Linked DNA regions of Homo sapiens: region 1 is linked to region 2. A link is an interaction called in ENCODE POLR2A ChIA-PET data of the cell type or tissue named here. Cell type or tissue: OCI-LY7. All regions are shown on one strand. Each heading gives the region's core, and the rest is flanking DNA. Links, peaks and the distances in the headings are about the cores only.

The links. Peaks named below come from ENCODE experiments on the same cell type or tissue, not always from the same donor. Only the 100,000 strongest peaks of a DNase experiment are listed, where the experiment ranks them.
Region 1: POLR2A ChIA-PET joins it to region 2 with 5 read pairs; 8 of 35 experiments call an interaction of 5 or more read pairs at or near these places.

Annotation. Positions count from the first base shown.
Region 1 is chr22:49,860,916-49,865,296 of GRCh38, reverse strand. All of the region lies in intron 1 of ZBED4 (zinc finger BED-type containing 4), which reads right to left. It also overlaps a transcript of ALG12 not described here. Among named protein-coding and RNA genes, the nearest start is that of ZBED4, 9.3 kb to the right of the region's middle. In OCI-LY7, for the core only: a CTCF peak has its summit at 3,338 (motif pointing left); no DNase peak of the experiment used is centred there.
Region 2 is chr22:49,933,288-49,937,668 of GRCh38, reverse strand. No RefSeq gene overlaps it. Among named protein-coding and RNA genes, the nearest start is that of CRELD2, 17 kb to the right of the region's middle. RefSeq lists silencers at 1,178-1,717, 1,494-1,788, 2,277-2,666, 2,777-2,996 and an enhancer at 927-1,766. In OCI-LY7, for the core only: no CTCF peak of the experiment used is centred there; DNase peaks (open chromatin) are centred at 828, 1,438, 1,938, 2,228 and 1 weaker place; H3K4me3 peaks cover 2,459 bases; H3K27ac peaks cover 3,546 bases.

The DNA.
Region 1 (4,381 bases), core at 143-4,142, 72 kb after region 2:
CCCACAGTGGCTACATAAGATAACGACACCATCTGTTTACTGTGCCTTTTCTGTTTGGACACACAAATACTTGCCACGGTGTTACAAATGCCTACAGGCTTCAGTGTAGTAACTGCTGTGCAGAGTTGCAGCCTCGGAGTGACAGGTTATACCATCTGGGTTTGTGTAGGTGCACTCTATGAGGTTCACACAACGACAACATCGCTGAGTAACGCATTTCTCAGAACACACCCCTGCCCTTAGTGAGACCCGGGGCTGCCGTCACTTGCAGAGCTAGGACTGAATAAGGGTTTGCAGGGGAGAAACACAGCACAATAGCTGGACTCCGTGGTTTCTGACTTCACGGGGGGGGGGGGGGGCTTGCTGGGATAGAACCCCATGGTCAATCAAGGAGCATCTGAACTTCATCGATGGTTTGACTCGCAATCTTTCAGCTCTACGACGGTTTAATCAGGGCTTTTTTTTTTTTTTTTTTTGGAGACAGGGTCTCACTCTGGCGCTCAGGCTGGAGTGCAGTACACAATCTCAGCTCACTGTAGCCTCAAACTCCTGGGCCCAAGCAATCCTCCCGCCTCAGCCTCCTGAGTAGCTGGAACTACACCTGAGTGTCACCACACCTGGCTAATATTTTAAAACATTTTTTGTAGAGAGGGGGTCTCACTAGGTTGCTGAGGCTGGTCTCAAACTCCCAGGCTCAAGTGATCCTCCCACCTCAACCTCCCAAAGTGCTGGGATTATAGGCGTAAGCCACCATGCCCAGGCTCCAATCAGGTATTAAGTGCATTTTCGACTTTGATGGGTTTATCGGACGTGGCCGTGTCCTGAGTTGCGAAGCATCTGTAGTACGTAATGGCTACACACTCTGTAGTTGAGACCCTGCATAACTACACAGAATGGGAAGACTTAGGCAAAAAATATCTTCACTGTTTTCAGTAATGATATAGGTGGCAGTTGTACTGCCATTGTTATTTTGAGATTGTGATGTTTGTAGCAAGAGATAAAACAGATGAGACATTATGCGATATTCCAATTCTCTCATCTCCACTGTCCTTGAGACCAGCACTCTCAGTGGAAAAAGAGGACGGAGACGTAAGATTAAAGCACACCCATGTGAACGCCCTGCCGTCAGAAAGCAGATCACACACTCCAGCAGAGGCCTAGAACCAGCGGCCAACCCAACAGCAGTGAGCACCTGTCACATGCAGACTGTGGTTTTGAAACTTCCAAGCCCTTAAAAGAAACCAGAGCTGAAGAAATGGCTTATTTCAGGTCTGGAGCCGGAAAAATACAAGATGAGCACAGAACATATCAGACAGCCAGAAACCTCTGAGAGAGTTCAGGAATGATGTCAAAAGGATCCAGGAGCCAGCTTGTAGGGGCTCTCACTGTCCAAAGAGGACAGAATTTAACATCCCAAATATGTTTAAATTCATTAGTTCACCAATACCAACATCAAATCCCTAACTGGTCGCCTCTGGAGGCTGATAGGAAAATGATTCATCATTGTGAAAACTGATGAATTTAAAAAAAGAATCAGGCATTTATCTTCAGTTTTCTCCATGAACTATAACACCAGAGAGTGGATAAGAAGAGGTTTATCTTTAATAGTTCATCTACTACATAAAGAAGCAATAACTCAGCCAGAACATCACACTTTTTTTTTTTTTTTTTGAGACGGAGTCTCGCTCTGTCCCCAGGCTGGAGTGCGGTGGCGCGATCTCAGCTCACCGCAACCTCCGCCTCCCCGGTTCAAGCAATTCTCCTGCCTCAGCCTCCTGAGCAGCTGGGATTACAGGCACTCGCCACCACGCCCAGCTAATTTTTGTATTTTTAGTAGAGACGTGGTTTCACCATGTTGGCCAGGATGGTATCAATCTCTTGACCTCGTGATCCGCCTGCCTCGGCCTCCCAAAGTGCTGGGATTACAGGCGTGAGCCACCACACCCGGCCTACAAAAAAATTTTTAAAACTTAGCTGGGTGTGGTGATGCGTGCCTGTGGTCCCAGTTATTAGGGAGGCTGAGGTGGGAAAATCACTTGAGCCCGGGAGCACCACTGCACTCCATCCTGGGCCACAAAGCAAGACCCTGCCTCAAAACCAACCAACCAACCAACCAACCAAACACAATCTACAAGAAACCAAAGGATAGAGGAACACACTGGGCCTCTCCAGAAGAATGCAGCCAGCAAAATCTAGACCGTGAGATGCACGAGTCCAACCACCAAGTTACCTCAGAAAATACTTCCACGGGAGGTGGGGTGGATAATGTAACCTGTAGATTCAGACTGAAAGGCTGGCCGGGTGCGGTGGCTCACACCTGTAATCCCAGCATTTTGGGAGGCTGAGGCAGGTGGATCACCTAAGGTCAGGAGTTCGAGACCAGCCTGACTAACAGGGTGAAACCCTGTCTCTACTAAAACTACAAAAATTAGCCAGGCGTGGTGGTGGGCACCTGTAATCCCAGTTACTCAGGAAACTGAGGCAGGAGAATTGCTTGAACCCAAGAGGCAGAGGTTGCAGTGAGCCGAGATCACGACACTGCACTCCAGCCTGGGCGACAGAGCAAGACTTAAGTCTAAAAAAAAAAAAAAAAAAAAAAAAAAGGAAAAACTTAACTAATATTTAGAGGTACTCAGTTCAGTCAAAACAACAAAGAATAAGGAAGTAGCTGCTGTAACAGTAAGATTGAGGCAGCCTCTGCTGGGAGGGGCTGGGGCGGCACGCACAGGGGCTCTGGAAGCTGGCAAGCACCTCTTGACCCAAGCACCAGTTACAACTGTGTCCATCTTATCATATGACTCATTACGCTAGACACTGATTTTATTCAGTTTCTGTATCTGTGCCACACTTTAAAATAAAAAAGGTTTAAAAACACACTTATAAAGCTACACTAGGCTGGGCGCAGTGGCTTACGCCCGTAGTCCCAGCTACTTGCAGGCCACGGTGAGAGACTTGAGCACAGGAGATCAATTCCAGTCTCAGCAAAAAAGTAAGGCCTCCGCCGCACAAAAAATAAGAAAGACAGAGAAACCACCTTCCAAGCGACTTTGCGGCAGAAGCGTTGGGGCCGCTCCGTATAGGTTCCACGCACAGGGCCAACCGCCCTCGGGGACTTACTAACAAAATGAGCCACTTGCATTCAATGATCTCAACTGCTCCGTGCTACATCCAATTCAGTAAAGCACAGTTTTTTCATTTTTCACATTCAGATTGAAGCAAATTAAATGAAAACCCGTTCAAGATACCCCTTCTCACCCTACCATCCTGGCAAAAATCCAAATGCTTAGTAATGCCCTCTGTTGGTCAGGCCCTCTCCCACAGTGCTGACAGGGTGCAGGCCTGTGCGGGGGAACTTGGAAGCACTCACCAAAATTACATGTATCCTCCCACCCAGCAACCACACGCTACGAACAGACCTGAAGACAGTCCTCACCAGAAACACAAAAAATGCAACACACGGCAACGTCAGTCACAGCGGCATCCCACGGCAAAGGATCAGAGCCCGTCAATAGGACCCACACATTCATACATGTGCTGAGCAGAAAAACCAGACACGCAGGGGCCAGCCACGGCAGCTCACGCCTGTAATCCCAGCACTTTGGGAGGCCAAGGCAGGTAAATCGTTTGAGCCCAAGAGTTCAAGACCAGCCTGGGTAACATAGTGAGACTCCCATCTCTACAAAAAATTTGAAAAAAATCAGCTGGCATGGTGGCATGCGCCTGTAGTCCCAGCTACTCAGGAGGGTACAGTGAGAAAATCACTTGAGCCCGTGAGGTCGAGGCTGCGGTAAGCCAAGATCAGGCCACTGCACTCCAGCCTGGGCAACAGAGCCAGACGCTATCTCAAAACAAACAGGTCAGGTGTGGTGGCTCACATCTGTAATCCCACCACTTTGAGAGACTGAGGCAGGCAGATCATTTGCAGCCAAGAGTTTGAGGCCAGCCTGGCCAACACAGTGAAACCCCATCTCTACTAAAAATATAAAAATTAGCTGGGCGTGGTGGCGGGTGCCTGTAGTCCCAGCTACTCAGGAGGCTGAGGCACAAGAATCACTTGAATCCAGAGCGAGACTCCATCTCATAACAAACAAACAAGAAAAACCAGACACACACAGTGTCAACAGCCCATGCTAACTTTTGTGAAAGACAGGAGGGGAAATGAGTTGTGGGTGTGTTTTGCTTACTTTTACAGGACGTAGCAGAAGTAAAAAGCGTTGCCTAGGCCGGGCATGGTGGCTCATGCCCATTATCCCAGCACTTTGGGAGGCCGAGGTGGGTGGAATGCCTGAGCTCAGATCGAGACCAGCCTGGGCAACATAGTGAAACCCCATCTCTACTAAAGTACAAAAAATTAGCTGGGCGTGGTGGTGGGCGCCTGTAG
Region 2 (4,381 bases), core at 75-4,074:
GGCTGGCTTTGGGTGAATGCATCTGACTTCCAGAAGCCCCAGAGCAAGACCCTAGAGTAGCTAGAAGCCCCAAGGGGACCCTGGGCGTGGCGGGAGGGGGCAAGGGAAAAGCCTCCAGAGGGTTCAGGGCCCTCCCCTGCCACAGGAGACCCAGTGAGGGCTGCAGGGACAGCCTGGATCTGTGCAGTGCAGATGGCGTGGAGGGGCAGAAGTGGCACGGTTCCCGCGTGCACAGCTCTGAGTGAGCGCAAGTGTGGCTGCTGTGCACACCCAGGCAGCGGGTGCCTGAATGGGCCTGTGTGAGGGGCTGGGACTATTTATAGCCGCTCCTAGCCCAGAGGAGCTATTAATAGCCAGGGTTGAGGGGGACGGACAATGTCTCCTGCTGGCCGCTGCCTGCGGGTGGGGTGGGGGTGGGTGCCATTCTGTGCCCGGAGACACCCGGGGCTGGTACCCCAGCCCCCACCCAGGCTTCGGCACAAGGGCCACTGTTATCTGGTCAGCAGCTGAGCCAGGGGTCTGCATTCACCTGGGACAGCAGGCTGGGGGTGCACCAGGCTACAGCCCCCACCCTGCTCTCCCCGGAGGCCGTTCTGCAGCCACACTGACCCTGAGGAGGATGGGATGGTGGGCACGTGAGCTGGCAGCAGCAGGGCACCCCGGATGGAAAGGGATGCTGAGACCAGGACCCCCATATCTGGTTCTCAGATTCCAGCATGGGGAAGGGGTAAGGAAGTGCTGTGGGGACCGCAGAGCCAGAAGTGGATTTGAGAGAGGCCGGCCCTGCAGGCCCCCCAACCTGCCTCTGGCAGTATAACCAGGTGTCCCTGAAGTAAACAGGTGAACTGAGGCCAAGTCAGATGGGCCTTGGAGCCACTGGAGGGGTGTGGATGGAGGGCTGTGGGTGGAGGAGAAGGGCCCTGCCAGAATTCAGGCTGGTGGGGGCAACAGGCAGCCTCATAGCCCGCTGTCCTGGCTGAGGCTCATTCCCTGTGATCATTTTTGAGAAAAAAAAAAAAAAAAAAAGGGGGGAGGGCGCCTAGCTTGTAAAAAGACCAGATCCCGACCCCACGAAGGGTGAAGTGTGACCTGGGTGGGGCGGGGGGCACCCCTCCAAGCCTTGGCTGCACCCGGCTCCCTGTGCCACACGCGTCCCCAGCATCAAGAGGCGCACCCCCCACCTCTCCCTAAGCCCAGCCAGGCTGCAGAGAAAACAGGAAAGCTCGGAGGCCCAGCCAGGCGCCCTGTGGGCGGGCCTGGGGGAGCTGGGGACGCAGGTTCTGGCTTCCACCCCGGGGGGGCGGGGGGTGTGCGGCGGCGGCGGTGGCGCTCGTGCATCTCATTCTGCGCCTGCTCCCGCGGGGGCTCCTTTCCTTCGGGGAGCCCCCGCCCCCGGGGCCGTGACTAAGCGGAGTCACCTGCCGCCAAGGGCTTTCCAAGAAGGTCAAGGCCAACCGCGCTCCGGCCCACGCCCCAGAGCTCGGGCCGGGCCCTCACAGCCATCGTCCTGCTCATCGTCATTGCTCCCGCAGGGGGTTCCCAGCGACGAGGAGCGCGGGGCCGGGGCGGCGGGGGAGGAGCGCGGGCGGGTCCCTATGGGGCTGGGCACGGGCTGCAGGTCCCCTCCCATGCTCAGCCCAGGCCCCACACCCTCCACCCCTGCTCCTCCCGGACCTCCACCCTCCCCTCCGTCCCTGCTCCTCCCGGACCCCCACCCTCCCCTCCGTCCCTGCTCCTCCCGGACCCCCACCCTCCCCTCCGCCCCCACCCCTGCTCACCCCAGGCCCCACACCCCGCACCCCTCCTTCTCCCAGACCCCCAGGCTCCCCTCCGCCCCTACCCCTGCTCCTCCTGGACCCCCCACACCCTCCCCTCCGCCCCAACCCCTGCTCATCCTGAACCCCCCACCCTCCCCTTTGCCCCACCCCTGCTCCTCCCACATCCCCACCCTCCCCTCCGCCTCCACTCCTGCTCCTCCCGGACCCCCACCCTCCCCTCCGTCCCCGCCCCTGCTCCTCCCGGACCCCCATCCTCCCCTCCGCCCCCACCCTGCTCCTCCCCGCGCCCCCACTCCCCGCCCCCACCCTCCGTCCCCAACACCTGCTCCTTCCCAGACCCTCATCCCCCTGCCCCAGTCTCGCTCTTCAGCGCACCCCCGGCACCTCCATTGCGTCCCCTCCCCCCACCTCCTCGTAGCGCCCCCATCTGCTCCCCGCCCCCGCCCGCCGGGGAAAGCCCAGCTGACGCTTCCGGCACCGCCCCCTTCCCGGCAGGGCCGCTCCCCGCCCTTCCCGCCCGCGGGAGCAACACCGCCCCCCGCGCCCCACCCCGCGCCCCGCCGCCCGCCCGGGTCCCCCAAGCCCGCTCTGCGCAGGGCGGGGTCCTTCCTCTGCAAAGGGCGGACCGAAGACCCGGGCGCCGGGCAGAGGCTGGAGGGGGGCCCGGGTGGGGTGAATCCCCAGTGGGTGCCCGCTCCCCACCCCCACCGCGACCACCAGCCCCCGCTCCGAGCAGGGACTCCGAGGCTTGCGGGTGACCCTCGAGTGGTGGCCGCCCTGTGGCCCAGAGAGCCCCGTCGCAGGCAGGTGGGTGAGCGCAGAAAGACGCTGGCCCTGGACTGCCGTTTGAGGGGTGAGGGGCCAGATACCCCTCCCTGGCTCTGGGGGGATCCTCCCAAAGGCCAGACCGGGGTAGGGGGGAGAGCGGACCCTGCTCAACGGCTGGGAACGGTCTCTCCAGAAGGATCCCCCGGGAGTGGGTGGAGGGGGTCTCTGGAGAGGTGGGTGCCCTGCAGCCTCCTCAGGCCAGGCCACTCCCGGCCCCTCACTGGTGCAGAGCAGCCGGCTTGGGGTTTGGGAAGACCGCAGCCCCAGGGAGGCGGGGAGGGGCGCTGGGCCTGGAGGGGGAGTGTGTGGCCTGAGAGCCGGTGGCCCCCACCAGCCACATTACAGTAAGCCTTTCTGGGCCCCAGCACCGCCCCCCACTCCCCTGCAGGACCTGGGCCCTTCTGCCCCCCGACCCCCAGGGCCCACCTGGCACAGGCTCAGTCCACACCCGCGTGCTGGTCACGGGCATATGAGGAGGAGGGCAGGGCCACTGGGCCAGGGCCCTCCACCCTGAGTCACCCCACTGACGACCACCCTTCCCAGGTGGCAGGCAGAGTCCCCACCCCAGGCCTGCGGGGTCTGGGAGTCTGAAAAGGGACAGAGCCGGACCGGGGGGCTGAGGGAGCAGCAGGGGCAGGCTGAGGAGAGCACCCCACTGAAGGCCACACCCTTTGAGTCATCCTGTGGTGGCCAAAGGCCCAGCCCCCTCCTCACAGCTCAGCACGCTGAAGAAGTCTCAGGGTGCCTCACCTCACCCAGCCCCCAGGTCAGCTGAGGACATGGCTGAGGCGCCAAGACCGCCTGCCACTCTGGAGCCAGCCACAGACAGGCAGCGCCAGGGAGGTGTACAGGCAAAGGCACTCTGTCCAGCGGGCACCACTGGCGGTGGACGCGACGGGAAGGGGCCTGCACTCTTGGGGTGGGTGAGCCTGGGGTGAGAGTCCAGGGGGCACAACCTTGAGAACAGTGTCCTCGGGGGGCTGCTGGTGCCCGCCCCTGAAGCTCTGGAAAAACAACAGAAGGCTGCATGGAGAGGCCAGGAGAACACGCACAGACTCAGTGACCAGAGGGGCCACCAATAGGTGACCCCATCCCCGGGGGTCTGCTGTGCCCCGGCCTCGGTGCTGGCTGGGAAGAAACAGGATGTCTCCAAACCGTGCCTCCTCCGTGGGAGAGGCCGGCCCCCTGCCCCGGCTCCCCAGGACCTGCCCGAGACCCTCCTGGGATTACCCAGGACCTGCCCGAGACCCTCCTGGGATTAAGTTGCAGTGTATCCTGGTGGGGATGTGCTGGCCCAGTGACAAAGGGGCCACAGCCTGAAGGAGCCCGGGACCCGAAGCCGTGCCCAGCCAGATAAGCTGCATGTGGTGGACGGCGGAGAGCTGACGGGTTGTGGGCCCTTTTCTGAGGACTAGGACCCCAGGAGGCGGTGTCCTCTGCTGCTCTGTTTCACGGCCCAGAGGCTCCTGGAGTGTGGGACACACGTGAGGAGGGGTGAATGTCAGAACAGCCACCGCAGACAGGGGCTGAAAGTCATGTGGCACCACAGATCCCAGCTGTCCTCTGGAACTGAGAGCAGGGGACGGTCACAGCACTGGACTGGCTGACAGGGACGGGGGTGATGGCCAGGCAGCAGCATTTGACCATCAGTGGCTGTGAAGGCAGCTCTCTAATGAGTTGCAGGGCTGGAGCGGGCCCAGGGTCAGAGCTGCGTGGGGTTGTGGAGGTGGCTGATAGAACAGCATGTTCCTGGGAGAGGGACAGGCAGCCCACAA